Regions from separate parts of the Homo sapiens genome. Here region 1 is linked to region 2. A link is a loop called in an ENCODE intact Hi-C map of the cell type or tissue named here. Cell type or tissue: Caco-2. All regions are shown on one strand. Each heading gives the region's core, and the rest is flanking DNA. Links, peaks and the distances in the headings are about the cores only. Region 1 has its middle 160 kb from the start of LINC03147. Region 2 has its middle 67 kb from the start of BTG3.

Region 1 (9,911 bases), core at 1,122-9,121, 360 kb before region 2:
ACCCCCTTTTATTTCTTTAAAAAATATCAGGTGTATTAGTGTTCTGAGGATGCCACAACAAATTACCACCAGTTGGGTGGTGGCTTAGTTCATTTGTGCTTCTATAACAAGATACCTAAGATGGAATAATTTATAAAGAACAGAAATTTATTTTTCATAGTTCTGGAGATTGGGAAGTTCAAGATGAAAGCACTGGCAGGTTCAGTGTCTGGTGATGGCCTTCTCTCTGCTTCTCAGATGGCACCTTGTTACTGCATCCGCTGGAGGAGACAAATGCTGTGTCCTCACATGGCAGAAGGGAGGGAAAGGCAAAAAATGGGGGCCTAGCTAGTTCCTTCTAGTCAATTGTAAGATTACTAGTTCATTCATAAGTGCTCTTGACCTAATTACCTCCCAAAGGTCACACCTCTTAATACTGATGCATTGGGGATTCAGTTTCAACATGAACTTTGGAGTGTACACAAATATTAAAACCATAGCAGGTGAATTAAAACATCAAAAATGTATTCTCTCACAGTTTTAGAGGACATAAACTTGAAATAAGGTGTCACAGGGCCATGCTTTCTCCAAAGACTCTAAGGCAAAATTCTTCCTTGCCTCTTCCTAGCTTCTGGGAGTTCCAGGTATTCCTTGGCTTATGGCAACTGAACTCCAATCTGTACCTCTGCCTTCATATGGCCTCCTCCTTTGTGTCTGTCTTGTTCTCTTCTATCTGTTGTAAAGACAGTTTTCACCGGATTTAGGGCTCACCTGGTTAATCAAGGATTATCTCATTTTGAGATCCTTAATTACATCTGCAAATGTAATTTTTTCCAAATAAGCTCACATTCACAAGGTCTGGGGCATGTTTATATCTTTTTGGAGGCCATCATTCAACTCACCACACTCAGGGTATTTTATCTTTAGGCTTTGATAATTCTAGCTCCCTCTGTTTGAAACGTTCTCTTTCTAGAACTTTGACTCATTATTCAGGTCCCAGATCAGATATTATACATTGTTCTTAGTCCTTCCTTGATTACACTATTTAAAATGGCCTTTCCTTGTTACTGTTTTTTCCATCACACTGCTTTTTTCTTATCACCGATTCATCTAAATCTGGGAAGTTTGCCCTTTTTATGTACTTGTTATTGTCTGTCTCCCTCACCCACATGCATCTGCATAACGACATAGACCCTGTCTATCTTACTCACTGCTGAGTCCCAGCACCTCGCACAGTGCCCTGCTGGAAATAGCTGCTCAGTACATATTTATTGAATACATAAATTAAGCCCTTACAACTCTGTGAAGTAGGATGAAATTAGCCATCTGAAGAGTAAACTTGGAGTAAATTTAGGCTAGCTTGCAAATCAAATCAAAATTTAATCAAGAGGACCAGGATACAATCTCAAGAAGGCATGACTGAATTATTATTGATATCATAAAAGAGTATATAATCAACTATATTGTAATCGATCTAAAGGAAAAAAAAGGTATTTCTTTTTCCTTCTACCAAAAGAGAGAAGATTATCTGCTTGAAATTCAGAAAATGGCAGTGTGTCTGGAGAATGATATAGAATGCTCTCTTATGGACCACAATGAGTCAGTACTGACTCCAAAATTTGTAGGTTACAGCGCAAAGTGAAAATTCAATGTTGTTAGTTAAAACAGCAGGAAAATGTGCCAGTAAAAGTGTTAAAAAAATAAAGATTTTTCTTTTTTCTGCAGTCTCAACGATGTGGTGTTTTTTATTCACTATTTAATCTCTTCCTAACTGAAGAAAAATTAATATTTTAAATTATTAGCATGAACTTCACTATTTATATTGTTCAATGTTAGTTTTAAATGTAAATACAAGAGCATTTGTATGTGAAATTATTGAAATCACACAATTCACATTTTGTAGCTCATACATGCATATATATTTCATTCTTACCAGCAAAGGAGAAACACAGCACAAAACTAAATCAACTGTTTTTATTTCACTTCTTGATTACGTGCACATTTTACCAATACTTTCTACCTTCAGTTTACTGAAGAATTCAAAAGGACTGAAAGGAAAAGAAACTATAGGTCTGATATGGTTTGGCTGTGTCCCTACCCAAATCTCATCTTGAATTGTAGCTCCCATAATCCCCATGTGTTGTGGCGGGGAGATAACTGAATCATGGAGATGGTTTCCACATACTGTTCTGTGATAGTGAATAAGTCTCACAAGATCTGATGGTTTAATAAGGGGTTTCCCCTTTTGCTTGGCCCTCGTTCTCTTGTCTGCCACCATCCATGGAAGACATGCCTTTCGCCTTCCGCCAAGATTGTAAGGCCTCTCCAGCCCTGTGGAACTGTGGGTCCATTAAACCTCTTTTTCTTTATAAATTACAGTCTCTGGTATGCCTTTATCAGCAGTGTGAAAATGGACTAATACAAGGTTGCTCTCTTTTTCCTCCCATGTCATCATTTTCAGCCTAGGTGGGTAACTAATACAGGAAAGTAGCATGAGTATGAAAGAATAGAAGTGTTTCTCATAGCATCATGTCATCCTTCTGGAACCTAAGCACGTTCTAGTGAGAATGGAAAGAATGGCCACTTGGGCTGTCAGCTCTGTGCTTACTTAGTACAAGTAACACACTTTGAGTCTCTCTGAACTCCCACACATCCTGGGTCTACTGGAATTCTGTGTTCATGGAACATCTTATTGTGTTCGAGATGCTCAATGAAAATAAGGCAGCAAGAAATGACAGATTCACATACTGCATATATATCCTCTATTCATTCACAGGCATGCTCCTTTGTCCCAACAGACTTCACTTACAAACCACAAGTCCAAAGATAATGTTATTAAAAACATCAGGACAACAACAGCAGAGCATTAAACCAAGAGTGGGTTCCTTCTGTGTGTTGGCCCAGTGCGACTGCACAGGTTGCACACCCTTGAGGCTAGCCCTGCAATGAGTTTTCTGGTATTCTAGGCCAATACACCCCTATAGTAGAGATAGACTCATTTAGCAATCATCTTGCTGACCAGGATCATTAAGAGCATACAACCAATTTCCCTTCTCTGTGTCTATGATTCATTAGCAATCTTGCAGTTATAATTTGTCTTCCTAATGTAGACTTTTCTCCAGAACAGCAAATAATAATTCATTCATTCACTCAGAAGTTAAATTTCTCACTGTAGTTCAATATTGTCATTTTGCATAAAGGTATTTTGAATTAGTTAACAAAAAAAAAATGGCCAGAACATGACCATTCTTAAATACAGCCCCAAAATCAAGTTTTCTGGACATACAAAGGTGAAGACTAAGTAATGACCAAAGCTGACACATTGAAAATTCAACAATTTTGCATATTCGTGTCCCAGCAACTATCCCAGATATGTATCTCTATTATTTCACCTTCTGCGCAAGAGAATTTCTCTCTTAAAATATTTTACCTGAAAGTTTATGCACATCAAGTGATGTGAGAAACATAAAATGAAGCACATTTTGAACAAAATGGTTAACTTATTTCTAAACCACTGGATATATAGAATAAAGGAGAGGTCACTAAGCTATGGTTTAGAGCACCTGAACTGTAGTTCCCAGATCTGCTTCACACTGGCTGGGTGACAAGAGCAAGTTTTATAACTCCTCTGTGCTTTAAGTTCCTTATCTACAAAATGAGAATTTTAGAATAAATATTCCCTAAGGCTTCTTTCTGATTTATAATTCTATAATTCTATTGTACCTGGAAAATGAAAACCAAGCATGTCTCTTATTGCCATAGCTCTGAGGTATGAGGATATATTTTATACAATTTGTGGGCCCCAAAATGGGGCCATCTCAATCAGGCTGTAAGAAGGTTTGCAGAAGGGGGTGGGGAGAAGGGGGTCCATTCATCCAAGACCTGACTAGCAAATGTGTATTTAAATCTGTGCTGTGCTCCTGGAAAACAAATTGTCTCCCCTTCTAAAATATTAAAATTAAAAATTTTTAAACAGAAAATATTCCCAGAGTCTTTTCAGTGGAACATTTACATTTTTTTTCAAATTTTAAGTGGGATATTGAAGAGTATACTTTCTAAAAGCCTACAGGACACCGTTCATCAGCTCATGTGATAAGCTGTTTAATGTTTTAGGCAACAATGAGAAGAAGCAAGATTTTTTCACCTCTCCAAATTCTACCTAAAAATTAAAAAAAATATATTCAGCTTCCCATATCATCCTAAATCTGGACTACAAACGCTTTCTCATATAGTTATTGCTAATCTCTAGTGGATCAATTTGAATTTGGCTCCCTTTAGCACATATAAAAGCCATAAAATTTGCCACTAGAGTAGAATTGATCAAGCCCTTCCTAAGACTCACCTGTAATTTATTAATCAAGTCATTTAACTTGTAATATGAGCCTCTATGTACTCATTTTAAAAGAAAAAGAACTGAACTAGACATCTCAGTTATTTTAAATTGAGCCTATTCCATTCAGTCTACTACAAAATTCTAAGACTTATAGTTCTCAGTTAAATTTTCTATCATTTTGGTTTTACTAATTAATGATTTAATCATATATTGTGCTTAGACTTTTTCGATCACAAAATGCATCTGCATGACGTGAATCCTAAATATTATAAAAATCTGTAACCCAATTTTATATATATTTCAGTAGGTAATAAAATGATGTTTAACAAAACATTGTTTCAAAATAAAATGGCTTTCATTTAAAAAAAAATAGCTATTGTTTGTTGAATGTTTTGCTTTAAGTCATTTTTAATTTTAATGCTCAAAATATATTTTGACATGGGCATAGTTATTTTCATCACACAGTTGAGTAAACAGAAGCTTAGAGAGGTTAAGTAACTTACCCAAGTCCCCAAAGCCAATCACGGTCAGTTAAGACTCCAACACTATCTCTCTTTCTCCATAGGCCATCCTTTTGAGTGTGGATAACGCCACCTTGTGTCTGTCTATGACAGGCCAATAACACCGATAACAAATGAACAAAATGACTTTCATAGGTCCAACCAAATCAATGCCAGGATACAAATTTTCAGCTTACAGAAATCATCATATAATTTTTAGTCTTCAGTAAGGACTGTTTCACTTTTCTAAAAAAGGGAGGAAATAATCACAATAAAAGCAAGCTAAAGAGCATTTAAAACTCAAATCATATGACAAGAGTAAATTGTAAAGCTTAATTCTTTTTTTATTTCCTGACTTAAAATGGATCTAAAGCATGTAACTAGGTTCAGAAGCCAATTTATTACCAATACAATCAAGGGAAGAGGAAAAATGAAGAAATAAAGAGAAATCAGTCATGAAATGTTCTCTAATTAAAGTATATCATCTGATTTTTTTACCACCTGCGAGTAGACAAAAGAAAGCTATATTTGAAGTAAAGAGTTCTGTGGATAACACTCAAGATACACTAAAATAAAATGGTCCCAATTAATAAAATGGTATGAAATTTGATTACCTATAACAGTCTTTTTATGGAAAAAATAATAATGCACTGTAGCTTAGAGCAATAGTGTAAAATACACCTGTAAACCATTAAGAAGCTTTTTGTTACAAAACTGAACTGCTGATGCAGCCCTAGTATCAGCAAATATACCATTTTATTGAAGACACTAAGGCCTACAGCAATTCAACAGAAAATTAATTAGCATCAGCTCACCATAAATCTCAACAGTATTAGCTAAAATGCCAATTTTGTAATCACTTTTCATTAAAGCCAAAAATACTAATTAAAATTGATTTTTGCCTGTACTTTGGTGAGCCACTGCCAGTTAATGGCTTTCAGTTGTAATGCAGACCTTTACTTAAATTAATTTTGTATGTCGTCTCCTTCTCTTTTGTAAAGATAATACAGAGTGAAGGGATAAGAGCTGTGGATGCAGGAAAGGGCAGTTCATATGCAGAAAGAATTGTCCACATGTAGTGGACATAAAGTGTTCTGAGTCTTTTACCAAAGTTTGCATGACCATGCTACTTTGTAATCTGTTTTTGAATATTTTATTTCATGAGCAAAGATAAATAGGGCCTTTAACAAATAAATTATAAGACTCAATTATGATAAGAGGTTTGAATAGTTAAATAACATATTTCTTTTGAAAGAATGTTCTGAGTGAAGTTACATTCTTATTTATGTGATGTGATCCATCTGTGAAAAACTATCCTGTGAACTTAGTCCATGTTTGGAGGCTCAGCAAGACCCAATAAGGATTAAAGTCTCAACATGTGTTAAATGAAAACTAATATCTATATAAATGTCAAATTCCTTTTACTGGAGTTAAGCAGAAAAAATAGCAATCCATAAATCTCTTAAAGGGTAATTTGCAAAGGCTTTAATTGTTATTTTAACTTTTATTTAATTTTTTTAAAAAAGGCATGGTGCCAGAGTTGAGGTTTTGGTAGCATCAAGATGAGTTACATAAGGATTAGGGGTTAGGTTTTTCCAATAAGTAATAGAGGATAGGGAGTAATTTATATTCAGGATCTCTAAGGAGCCCCAAATTAGAACCAGAAGCCATATTGTCAAAGCAAGTTCAAGGCTCTAGAGTTCCTTAGATGTCGAATGAAAAGTTGGCCAATATTTCTAGATTTAGAATATAGAAAACAATATAAAAGTGTTCCCAAATAAGAAATTCAGGTCAAATATTCTAAGATCCATTGAAGAGAGGTAGGAATAGGCAAGGAACACATTTCACACATGATGTCTAAGGTTTTTATCCATGATGTCCAAGATTTCATACAAGATTTAGAGAACAGCATGGGATATGACTCTTTGACCTTAAGGCCTTTACTCCCTACCACAATCCCTACCCCTAACTACTAAAGCTACAAACTTAACACTTTCTATTACATTATCATGAACAATCAAAATAGATTTCTTCTTAAAATATTAGAATAGCAAACTTAATGAATATCTAAGAGTTGATAAATAACAGATATATATCTCTCAGATTTATTTGTAATGTGTTAACACAGAGGAGTTAGTACAGACTTGACATTGAGGCAGCATAAATCCTGACCATTAAGAATCCCTCGATTCAGAATTATCACTAAACTAAATAGCTTCCATCCCAAAATGGGATGGAATGAAAATTTCAGTTTGGACCATCAATTCATAAGAAGAAAGACATCTTGCGATCCCCATGGACTTATCTAGGTAAGTCTTTATCTTCTTTTTATCCAAGCATATTTTGTTTACATATCTGGGATCATATTTTAGATTCTTATTTTTAAGTACCATGGATGAAATATTCAAAAATTCTACATGTAAGATGACATTGAAAAGGGACTTACAATTAATGTTTGCCACTAGATTATTTGTCAGGCATTCCCAATATCTAAAATACCCCAAATCTTACATCAAGTCATTTTACTTGATTTTTAATGATACAGAAACTATCCACTCATATCTCATGGTCATTAAGTTTTCTATGCACCTCTACTCTGAAGTATGTGTTTAGTAATTTTCCAAGTGCAAGTAATTTAGTGATTGTTGGCAAGTATTTTTCCCACTTACTTTAAGTGGTCATCAAATATGGGAAGAGCTTCTATCTAAACTTAGTTTCAATAATAAAGCATAAGAAACACTTGTCACTGTCAATGGAAATACAGTGAAAGCAAAAAAATAAAAATTCAGCAAACTATCTCAGAAACGACTTTAACTATCATGACATAGAGTCCAGCTAAAACTATATTTAACTGGATTCCTGAATTCGTGTCAAATTGTGTAAAAAATCATTCATAATCAATGTCTTTCATAATTACCACTTCTCTTGAATTTATAATTTTTGATGATCATTCAAATGCCTGAGGTTAATTTATTGTCTACTTTTGTTTGATTTACATGTGGAATATATCTTCTGAGCCCTTATACATTGGGAATGTCTTTCTATTGCTCAGAAACGTAAAAGACACCTTGGGGAAATGCACAATTTAGCATTTCAAATTTCTTCCCTCAAAATTCTCCATTTTAATGTCATTTCATTATGACATTTAGTACTAAAGAGAAGTCTGAGGCTAGTCTTTTCTAAAAAAATCATTCTTTTGGAAGCAACTTAGTAAACTTTTCACCAAAAGAGAAAGTACCAGATGTTTTTCTGATTAAAAAAAATTGTAAAGCTGTATTTGTAAGGCAGATGATAATCAAATTGCTTAAAACCAGTTATAAAGAGGAAGTCTTAAAAGCACGGAAAAAAACATTATGTGCAGGGAAACAAAGGTAAGAATGCAAACAGTTTTCTTATCAAAAACAATGCAAGACTTGTAGAATTGATTCTGCATAAATGAGAGGAAAATGTTAAATCTGTATGCTGATTTTTTTTAAAGTTTGTATATTCCCCTCTCTTAACACTGGTTATTGCTGCTAAGTGTTCTAATGTTTATGTCAGATACCCTAAAACCATCAAACATTCTACAAGTTCTTTTCCTCTATATGTATTATTTACCCACTTATTCTTTTTATTGGTCTCTCTTTATTCTCTCTGATCTTGGAGAGCTTCTGCAAGTGATCCTCCATCACTGATTTAATTCTTTGATGGTATCAGCTCTACCCTTCACTACACACTTAACACTTCTCATTACTACTTCTATCATTATGTTACCTTTCCATCTCAACCTCTGTCTTCCTAATGACTTTCTGCTTCTATTTCATAGAGGCCAGAACTTCATAGTGCTATAAAAGATGGTAGGAGTCTAATAATTTTTCCTGTTTCCTGCTATGGATAATTTTAAAAGATTGTTCTTACTCTACCATTTTAGGATCTATCCCATCTTCATTTTAGAAGACTTTTGAGAGTTCCTCCATTTACATTGTCTACTCCTACTAACAAAATAAGAATTTTCCACACCTAAAATTTTTTAAAAGTCAGAATATATACATTTCACTTAGCCCAACTTTCTGTTTACTTGGATGCCAATTAAATCTCCTTCCAAGACATAGGATCGCTTGCTGTATAAGTTTTCTAATTATTAGTATCAGAACTAGCAGGATTTAATTCAATGTAGGTCTGTTGGAGTTAAAATATAATTCTTACTCATCCCCATTGTCTGATATTGTGAAAATATGTTATATATGGAAATCTAAAATCTCCAGAAGGTAATGCTACCAGAATTCTTCATACCTTTATTGGGCATACTAACCTTCTAGATATCAGTCTCCTCAAAATTGTTTTGGTTTTCAGGTGTGGTTTTAGATATTAAAATAGGTACAAAATCTGCATGGATAAAATATTATTGGTTAATGATTGAATATGGCAGGGCAATGCTATTCAAGCTGCCATAAATAGTAAAATCTTTACAATAGAAAGAACTCCACCCAGTTTCCTGGCTAATATTAGAGTTCTAATTATTTTATGGGAATTTTACTGAAGTCACTCATATCTGCCCAAATCAAAAAAAAGTTTAATTTTACAAGGAAAAGAAACAATTATAACATCAAGTAACAGAAAAAAATTAGAAAAGCTTTCCAATACTGCCTTAAATTTTTCTTCATGATAATATATATAATAGAACTGTTTTCAATCAAGATGGAAAGAAGACTGATTTCTGATAAAGAGAAAATAAACAAAAGAAGACCTATCGCTGTCCCACTCTAGTGCCTAGGCAGAGTTTCCAGGCCACAGTGCAGGGAAAGGAAGCTCAGGCAGAACCCAGTGGTCTTCCTGAGTTGAACTGAGTTAGGATTCCAAGGAGGCCAAGGTAGCTAGAGTTCACAGGGCAGAGTGCCAGAGCGTACAGTCCTATACACAAAGCAAGCCCCTGAAATATGCAGAGGATACCTCTTGAGCCTTCAGCAGAGTGTTAATCTTTGCATGTGTGTGAGGAAACTACACAAAGCCAAGGATAAAATGCCAAAAGGATTACAGGTAATATTCCCCAGAACTGACACATAACCAGGAATAGTTTGTGTTCCTACTAGCTAGACTGAAAAAAATCTCAGAATTCACAG
Region 2 (9,911 bases), core at 595-8,594:
TCACAATCTACACATCTGACAGAGGATTAATATCCAGAATCTACAATGAACTCAAACAAATCAGTAAGAAAAAAACTAACAATCCCATCAAAAACTGGGCTAAGGATATGAATAGACAATTCTCAAAAGAAGATATACAAATGGCCAACAAACGTATGGAAAAATGCTCGACATTACTAATGATCAGGGAAATGCAAATCAAAACCATAATGCGATACCACCTTACTCTTGCAAGAATGGCCATAATCAAAAAATCAAAACACAGTAGATGTTTGGTATGGGTATGATGAACAGGGAACACTTCTACACTGCTGGTGGGAATGGAAACTAGTGCAGCCACTATGGAAAACAGTGTGGAGATTCCTTAAAGAACTAAAAGTAAACTACCATTTGATCCAGCAATCCCACTACTACCCAGAGGCAAATAAGTCATTATTCAAAAAAGATACTTGACATGCATGTTTATAGCAGCACAATTCACAATTGCAAAATCATGGAACCAATCCAAATGCCCATCAATCAACAAGTGTATAAAGAAACTGTGATATGTATATATACACACACACACACACACACACACACACACACACACACACACACACACATTGGAATACTACACAGGCATAAAAAGGAATGAATTAACAGCATTTGCAGTTACCTGTATGAGATTGGAGACTATTATTCTAAATGAAGTAACACAGGAATGGAAAACCAAACATCATATGTTCTCACTGATGTGTGGGAGTTAAGCTATGAGGACACAAAGGCATAAGAACGATACAATGGACTTTGGGGACTTAGGGGGAAGAGTGAGAGGGGGATGAGGGATAAAAGATTACAAATATGGTGCAGTGTATACTGCCTGGGTGATGGGTGCACCAAAATCTCACGAATCACCACTAAAGAACTTACCCATGTAACCAAATACCACCTGAACCCCAATAACTTATTGGAAAAAAAGAGTTAAAATAAATAAATAAATAAAATCAAAAGTCTAAAAAATAAATAAACCCAGAGTTCTCAGGAAATTCAGGAAGAAATGCTTCAATGGAACAAAGCTAAAATAATATATTTTCTCCAAAGGCTCTCATTTTCAGTAAAATTCTGTATATTGCTGAGTGAAGCAAATCCAGTTATATTGTTCCCAGGAAGAAAGAGGAGAAGGGTGTGAAAGAGATAAAGCATGTATACTTGAAGCCCACACAGAGTCACATTCTCAGATTTTCCATCCTTACCTTAGGGACAAACACTGGCTTCATGTCATGGGGATGGTAACTGAAGCCTTAAAAGAGTACATCACCAGCTCAGGGACAAATGACTAATACATGGCAGGGTGCAGCTTTGAACTCAGCATAGTGAAGGAAATCAAAATATTTTAACGCAAATATATTTAGTTGACATATTTTGAGATGGCTGTTACAGAGCCAGTAAACAGAAGTTGTCCTGCAAAGCTGTCTTTTGTGAGGAAGATTCACCTCTGTAGAGAATCTGCATCGGTGCACCCAGGCCCTTTCTTGTCTGGATCTAGGAAAGATAAACTGAGAGTTTGACACCTTTAAAGGCCTGAAAGAAACATTCATCATCTATTCAGTCTGAGGTCTGCTACATAACAAGACCACCTTTTCTAGCCAGGCCTCCTCTTCTCTCCCTCTTGGAGGGCTGCCAGCTATGAATTTTCACCTACATAACAAGACCAACTTTTCTAGCCAGGCCTCCTCTTCTCTCCCTCTTGGAGGGCTGCCAGCTGTGAATTTTCACCTACATAACAAGACCACCTTTGCTACAGGCCTCCTCTTCTCTCCCTCTTGTAGCCTGTCTTATCACTATAACCTGATTTACCACCGTAACCTTTTATCGGCCATGCTCTGAGCCTCTATCCTTTCTGTACTTCAGGATGGTATATAAGCTTCTGCACCCCATTAGGGACTGGAACTGGCTTTCAATTCCAAATTCCTGTTGCAGTTCAGCTTTGTCCTTGCATGCGCTCTGTGGTTCTCCCCTGTGTGCACATTAATAGATTTTTATGCCTTTTGTGAGTTGATTTTTCACCAGACCTTCAGAGGGTGAAATAGTTTTTCCTTGGCCCCAACAATGGTCAAAATCAAACCCAAGTTTTATACTTTGTCCTTTTCTTTCCTAAATACCACTCCCTGGACTGGTGCTAGCCTGGTTTCTACCAAGACTCACCTGGGAAGTGTCATAAAAATGCCTGTGTCACACACAGGCTCCAGAAAATCCAATTCAGTGTTTGGAGTAAAATCTGGGAAGCTGTGTTGCTTTTTTAAAAAAAAAAAGTAAATCAAAAAATAAAATTCTAAGGCCCCCGCCCCCAACCAACAGAATGGACCCCTCCTCTCAGCCAAGGGCATTTCAAAGTTAACCTGAAAAAACTAGTTCAGGCCACGATGGGAGTGGGGAGCTGGACATGCCTCATTATACCCTCCTCCATTTTGGAATTATTGACAGAACAGACTCTTTAAATCTGATAAGAAACATTTACAATCTATTCTCTGAAGGCTGCTACCAGGAGACTTCATCTGCACGATAAAACCTTGGTTTCTACAACCCCTTATTGTAACCAGACCTTCCTTTCTATTGATAATAACTCTTTCAACAAATTGCCAATCAGAAAATCTTTAAAGCTACATATAACCTGGAAGGTCTCCTGCTTTGAGTTGTCCCACCTTTCTGGACCAAACCAATATACATCTTACATGTATTCATTGATGTCTCATGTCTCCCAAAAATGTATAAAACCAAGCTGTACTCCGACCACCTCGGGTGCGTGTTCTCAAAATCTTCTGAGGGCTGTGTCAGAGGCCATTGGTCACTCATATTTACCTGAGAATACATCTCTTCAAATATTTTACAGAGTTTGCCACTTTTCATTGACAAAAGTCTCCTTGACATTTTCCTACAGCCAGACTTGGGCACCATTGCAGTATATACTCTTTTAAGCCATTTTTTCCCCCAGCAATTAATTAGTTGATTTCATGAAAAACTTAGCTCATCTTTCAAATCAAAGTAGAATGCATGTGTCACTCTTTGAAAATTTGTTCTTTCTACAAATGACGAAATAAGTTTTCAAAATTTTTAAATTTCCAGTGGTCTTTTAGAAATGTCTGTGAGGTGTAATTTATGGGATGTTTCCTTACACTCAGAAAATGAGGGTGCTTTTTGGAGCGAATTTGTCACCCACAATGGTCTTGCTGCAAAACCCTACTGTTTCCTGCAAGATTCAAGCATTTCCTTACTTCTTGATGGCTCAAAATGCCCGGGCTTCTGATGCTCAGGACAGAATCCCCAGCTCATACATTTTTAGATTTACTTCACTTTCAGGATTTACATATTTTAAGCATGAGGCTATGGATGTGTTTCAACCAATTTTCTAAAATACGCTTTTTCCTAAGACAATTTTTGCTTCTTGTTAAGACTCTGAGTGTTGAACATCTCTTGGGACCTGAGGTGGAGATTTTTATAACCTTCTGCTCTCCAGTTATAGGCTATTTGTGTCCCTACGTCCAAGTCTCAAGTTTATTTCTCCTTCTCATTTACTCCTTTACTATGAAGGGGTCCACAGCTAGACTAAAGTGGGGTTTAACGAACTGCAACCCAGGGGCCATTCTAGCCTGACATCTATTTTTGTTAACTAAAGTTTTATTGGAACACAATGACGTCCATTCATTTGCTTGTCTCTGACTGTTTTTACACTACAGTGGCAAAAAGGAGTAGCCAGAAGTAGACAGAGACCAGATGGCCTGCAAAACCAGAAGTATTTATTATCTGGCTCTTTTTTTTTTTTTTTTTGAGACGGAGTCTCGCTCTGTCACCCAGGCTGGAGTGCAGTGGCGCGATCTCGGCTCACTGCAACCTCTGCCTCCCAGGTTCACACCATTCTCCTGCCTCAGCCTCCTGAGTAGCTGGGACTACAGGCGCCTGCCACCACACCAGGCTAATTTTTTTCTATTTTCAGTAGAGATGGGGTTTCACCGTGTTAGCCAGGATGGTCTCGAACTCCTGACCTTGTGATCCTCCCGCCTCGGCCTCCCAAAGTGCTGGGATTACAGGCGTGAGCCACCGCACCCAGTCCTATCTGGCTCTTTAAAGGAAAAGTTGCCAACCCCTGGACTAACGGAACATTCCTAGTGAAAATATTTATAAGTTTTCTTTCAATAGGGAAACATCACATTACTTCTAGCATCACTCTAAACTGCATGTGCTGTGAGGATTTTGCAGTTTGCCAATGTTTCTTTATCTTTTATCGTTATCTTCAGGCCACAACATACAAAGAACCTCATTTTCAGATTGCACTCGTTATTAAAAAGACAATTTAGGGCCTAAAAATTAATGGACAGTCTTGTTTATAAATGCTTTTTTTTTTTTTTTTTTGAGACAGAGTCTTGCTCTGTCGCCCAGGCTGGAGTGCAGTGGTGGGATCTCAGCTCACTGCAGCCTCCACCTCTCAGGTTCAAGCGATTCTCCTGCCTCAGCCTCCTGAGTAGCTGGGATTACAGGTGCCCGCAACCACACCTGGCTAATTTTTGTATTTTAGTAGAGATGGGGTTTCACCATGTTGGCCAGGATGGTCTCAATCTCCTGACCTCGTGATCTGCCCGCCTCGGCCTCCCAAAGTGCTGGGATTACAGACGTGAGCCAAAGTGCCCTGTCAAATGGCATTCTTTAATCTACAATGAATCACCTAGTTACATGTGTAAGGGGAAGCGTCAGGGAGAACTGTCTGAATCTCTATTCATTTGCCTCAATTCTCTGCCATAATTTATTTATCATATTAACCTTAACCTTGTTAACCTTTCTCCTGTCTGCTAAAGTGAACCCCAATTTCACCTATTTGTAGCTTGTTTTGCTATATTGCTGTACACTGCTGATAAAAAAGAAAATAATTTTTTCTTTTAATTTTCCCCAAATTTTCTTGACAATTGGTGATGATACAAAGTATGTATCTAATACAATATTAACCCAGGAAAATATATTTTTAGAGACAAATCTTATTTTTTTCAATGAAAGTAAAAAGCAGTATGCTTTATTTACTAACTAGTAAGACCTTATTACTTTTCTCAAATACCACAAAACTTACTAAAGAAAAGCTTTCTGATTTGATCTTTGAATGATTGCAGAAAAGTAAACTGGCTTGGATCTGACATCACCTTGTCTTTCATTGCACTCTTTGCAGCCAAGTTACTGATATTCAACAGTACCAGTTTGCCCTCTTGTGGTGTATTGCAGTTACTGTTCTTTTCTACCACTAAGAAGTTTTGTATAGACCCGTTTAATTTTATGTAACTCATTGTACAAGACACCACTCTATCTTACATTTCATCTGTGATTAATTCATATAGAACAATAATCAATAATACATGCTGGAACTTTCAGAATGAACTTCTAAAATTACTCTAGACCATAATGAAATATGATTATCGCTGTTTGACACCCATCCTGAATTCCCAAGAACAGTAATAAATCTGCCATCCACCTTTGGTCCATAGGACTACTTTGTAGGACAAAAAGTCTAAAATTATCATATTCTTGCATATCAGATGTTATAAAGAACTTCTACCTATTCTGCTTTCCAACTCGGCGATGTGAATACATACATAAGTGTAAATATTTTTATCAAAGGACACGTGAACATTCTCCTAAGCAGGAGAATAAAAAGTTATTCTATTCAAAAGAATTGTTTCACTTTTGTAAAAGTAAAATCTACACCACAGTTTCTGGTTGCTTCCATTCAAGGAGAGCTTTGGAAACCCATTCTGACTCCTTGACTTTGTGAATTCACTGGTTTAGGGTAAAGTACAAGGCTCATGGATCCCATAGAGCAGTGGTCTCCAATCTTTTTGGCACCAGGGACCAGTTTCATGGAAGACAATTTTTCCATGGACTGGATGCGGGGATGGTTTCAAGATGATGCAAGCACATTACATTTATTGTGCACTTTATTTCTATTATGTTACATTGTAATATATAATGAAATAATTATACAACTCACCATCATGTAGAATCAGTGGGAGCCCTGAGCTTGTTTGCCTGCAACTAGACAGTCCCATCTGGGAGGTGATGGGAGACAGTGACAGATCATCAGGCATTAGATTCTCAAAAACAGCATGCAACCTAGATCCATTGCATGTGCAGTTCACAATAGGGTTTGCAATCTTATGAGAATCTAACGCTGCTGCTGATCTGACAGGAGGCAGAGCTCAGGTGGTAATGCTAACTCGCCCACCGCTCACCTCCTGCTGTGTGAATTGGCTCCTAATAGGCTACAGACAAGTACCAGTCCCTGGCCCAGTAGCTGGGGACACCTGCTGTAGCGTATATTTTGGCACTTGTGAGACCAATTACCTGTAATGTCTCCTCCACATACAGCAGGAATTAATTTCTCTTTTGTTACATATTTTCTCTTTTTTATATTTATACTTTTCCCTCTCTCCATGATACCCACTACGAGTTCAGATTCTGGAGTCCAGACAGCTTGGGCTTTTTTTTTTTTTTTTTTAATATATGCAAGTTCTACCACTTAATTTTTTTTTTTGAGATGGAGTCTCGCCCTGTTGCCTAGGCTGGAGTGCAGTAGTGCGATCTCAGCTCACTGCAAGCTCTGCCTCCCAGGTTCACGCCATTCTCCTGCCTCAGCCTCCTGAGTAGCTGGGACTACAGGCACCTGCCACCATGACCAGCTAATTTTTTTTTTTTTTTGTATTTTTAGTAGAGACAGGGTTTCGCTGTGTTAGCCAGGGTGGTCTTGATCTCCTGACCTCGTGATCCGCCTGCCTCGGCCTCCCAAAATGCTGGGATTACAGGCATGAGCCACCAAGCCCGGCCCACTTACTTTCTTACTGGGGATTTCTTGTGCAAATTGCCTTAATGGACTCACCCTTGATTCCTTGTCTCTGAGGGCGGAGGATTACCCAGGTGCCGAGGCAAGAGACTGAAGGCACAAACTGTTTCAGTATAATAAAGAAAATAGTTAGAATAAGAATAGTCATAATACAAATTAGATATAGAGATGATCATGAACAATTATCAATCATTATTATAAACATTATTAATCATTAGCTTTTAATATTACTCTTTGTTGCATTACTAATATAACCTAGGAATAACCAGTGGGTATAGGGTCAGGTGCTGAAGGGACATTGTGAGAAGTGACCTAGAAGGCAAGAGGTGAGCCTTCTGTCACGCCTGCATAAGGGCCGCTTGAGGGCTCCTTGGTCAAGCGGTAACGCCAGTGTCTGGGAAGGCACCGGTTACTTAGCAGACTGCGAGAGGGAGTCTCCTTTCCTTGGAGGAGTCAGGGAAAACTCTGCTCCAGCAGCTTCTGGTGGGAGGCTGGATATTATCCAGGCCTGCGCGCAGTCATCCGGAGGCCTAAACCCCTCCCTGTGGTGCTGTGCTTCAATGGTCACTCTCCTTGTCCACTTTCATGTTCCTCCCATACTCCTGGTTCCTCTTTGAAGTTCGTAGTAGATAGCGGTAGCAGAAATGGTGACAGTCTTAAAGTCTTTGATCTTTCTTATAAGTGCATAGAAGAAAACACTGACCTATGCTGCCTTCTCTCTGTGTGCTTTGGCTACCTAAGAAGGAAGGGCCACCTGTCCTGTGATCATGTGACTTGCTTCACCTTGTCAATCACTTAGAAGATTCACCCTCCTTACCCTGCCCCCTTGTCTTATATGCAATAAATATCAGTGTGTCCAGCCGTTCAGGGCCACTACCAGTCTATGCGTCTTAATGGTAGTGGTCCCCGGGTCCAGCTCTTTTCTCTTAATCGTTTTGTCTTGTGTCTTTATTTATTACAATCTCTCATCTCTGCACACCAGGAGAACACCCGCCAAGCTCCGTAGGGCTGGACCCTATATTTCTGTAATATGGAAATATTAATAGTGGCAAGCCCACATAGCTGCCACGAGGACTTCATACAATAATGAAGGTAAGGTGCTTAGCATGAGCCTGGGGATAAAGGAAGAGTTTAACAAATGTTACAATCAGTATTACTTTCTGATTTCTGAATATAACACTTTATTTTCGTCATATCTATCTCTCCTTTCCTTTTTTCACTGTCTACTTTTCTAGTGTACTTTTGGTCTGCTTTTATTAATTTTTTGTTTGTGTTCCCCTTTGCTCACTCCATGGCAATGAAAAAGTTAGATTTTAAAGTACGGGTTCTTAGTTCAGGACCCTGCATTCGAATGGATTTATTGCTATTTCTAACACAGAAAACTGCATTGTAGGACTGTTCCCAGATGTAACTGACTATCAGGCTGCTATTTCTCGTGGCCCAATAACGAGATGCAGATGAACTGGGGAGAAAGAGAGTTTTTATTTCTGCAGCCGTTTACAGGGAGAAGGCCTGGAAATTATCACCAGACCAACTCAAAATCACAAAGTTTTCCAGCGCTTATATACCTTGTAAGCTATATGTCTACATGTAAGTGTGCATTCATCTAAAGACACATGTGATTAACTTTTTTTCCTTTTTTTTTTTTTTTTTTTTTGAGGCAGAATCTCACTACTCTGTCACCCAGGCAGGAATGCAGTGGTGAAATCTTGGCTCACTGCAATCTCTGCCTCCCGGGTTCTAAGCGATTCTCCTGGCTCAGCCTCCTGAGTAGCTGGGATTACAGGCACCTGCCACCACACCCAGCTAATTTTTGTATTTTTAGTAGAGATGGGGTTTCACCACGTTGGCCAGGCTGTCTCGAACTCCTGACCTCAGGCAATCCACCTGCCTCAGCCTCCCAAAGTGCTGAGATTACAGGCTTGAGCCACCATGCCTGGCCATGATTAACTTCTTTTAATCTATAACTAAGGTCTGAGTCCTGAGACCTTCCCCTGGAACCTCAATAAATTTACTTGATCTAAATGGGTCCAGGTGCTGGGGTGATTACCCTTATCTTGTCTCCTGCTAAATCATGGAGGTTTGGGGAGTTCCTTCAGAACCCCAATAAGCTTCTTTGTGAAGCCTGGGGAGTTTCTTCAGACTCCCAATAAAACTTGTTTAATCCTAAATGGGTCCCGTTAAGGATTCCTTCGTTATTTTGTTATGCTTTAAGGCTCAGGAAAAGCCTAGGCAAAACTCTTGGTGGGCTTTTGTTACATTCCAGTCTTTGTATAAGGGCACTGGCTTTTAAAACTTAGCCAGTCAGTCAGTACCGAAGCAGGTGTTATGGAAGACTGCATTAGTGAGACCTGGCCTGCCACAGGACCAATACCTGGAAATAGTGGGGTATTTTTGTGCTCCTCAGGTATGCGTTTTTGGACATCCTTTTATTGGAGAGCTGAAAGAGAAGGCTACCATCTTTGGACGCCCTTTTACTGGAGAGCTGAAAGAGAAGGCTACTGAGAAGATATTTTTAAAGTATGTATATAAGTATACTTACATGATGTATGTATGAGGTTTAATGCAAAAGTTAATTGCGGTTTTGCCATTAAAGTGATGCAAAAACCTCAATTACTTTTGCACGAACCTAGTAAGTACTTACTCTGTTTTTCCAGTGGTCAGAAGAGTCTTTCATTTGGAAGTTTCTAATGCAAGCTAATTTTGTGAGAAAAAACTCTCACATCATGTATCTGCCCATTTTAGAGGAAGGATAAGCATATGGTACAACATCAGTGGATGGAACAGAAGCCGCAACTAGTTGAGGGTATTTCCTTGCCTACAGCTCCATCAAGCATTAAGAGAGACTTTCCAGGCCAGCTCCAGATGAAAAGTGCTTATTTCAGAATCTTTATTTTGGGGGTCTGTGCCATTATGTCAAGATTCTAAAACTCAAAATTGGAGCCTGAAAATTCTTCTTGGTTCTTCTTGTACAATTTATATTTTAGTTGTAACTCAGCCCAAAATCTGCTGGGGTTGTGGGGGAGATGTTTTTTCAAGCAAGTAACTCCAGATA

What was found. Hi-C counts contacts between places; a loop is a spot of excess contacts. Peaks named below come from ENCODE experiments on the same cell type or tissue, not always from the same donor. Only the 100,000 strongest peaks of a DNase experiment are listed, where the experiment ranks them.
Region 1: it touches region 2 in a loop (6-fold over the local background); 2 of 110 quality-filtered maps call a loop at or near these places.

What each region holds. Positions count from the first base shown.
Region 1 is chr21:18,036,208-18,046,118 of GRCh38, reverse strand. It overlaps a transcript of CHODL not described here. Among named protein-coding and RNA genes, the nearest start is that of LINC03147, 160 kb to the right of the region's middle. In Caco-2, for the core only: a CTCF peak has its summit at 4,942 (motif pointing left); a DNase peak (open chromatin) is centred at 4,878.
Region 2 is chr21:17,674,515-17,684,425 of GRCh38, reverse strand. No RefSeq gene overlaps it. Among named protein-coding and RNA genes, the nearest start is that of BTG3, 67 kb to the right of the region's middle. In Caco-2, for the core only: a CTCF peak has its summit at 5,235 (motif pointing left); no DNase peak of the experiment used is centred there.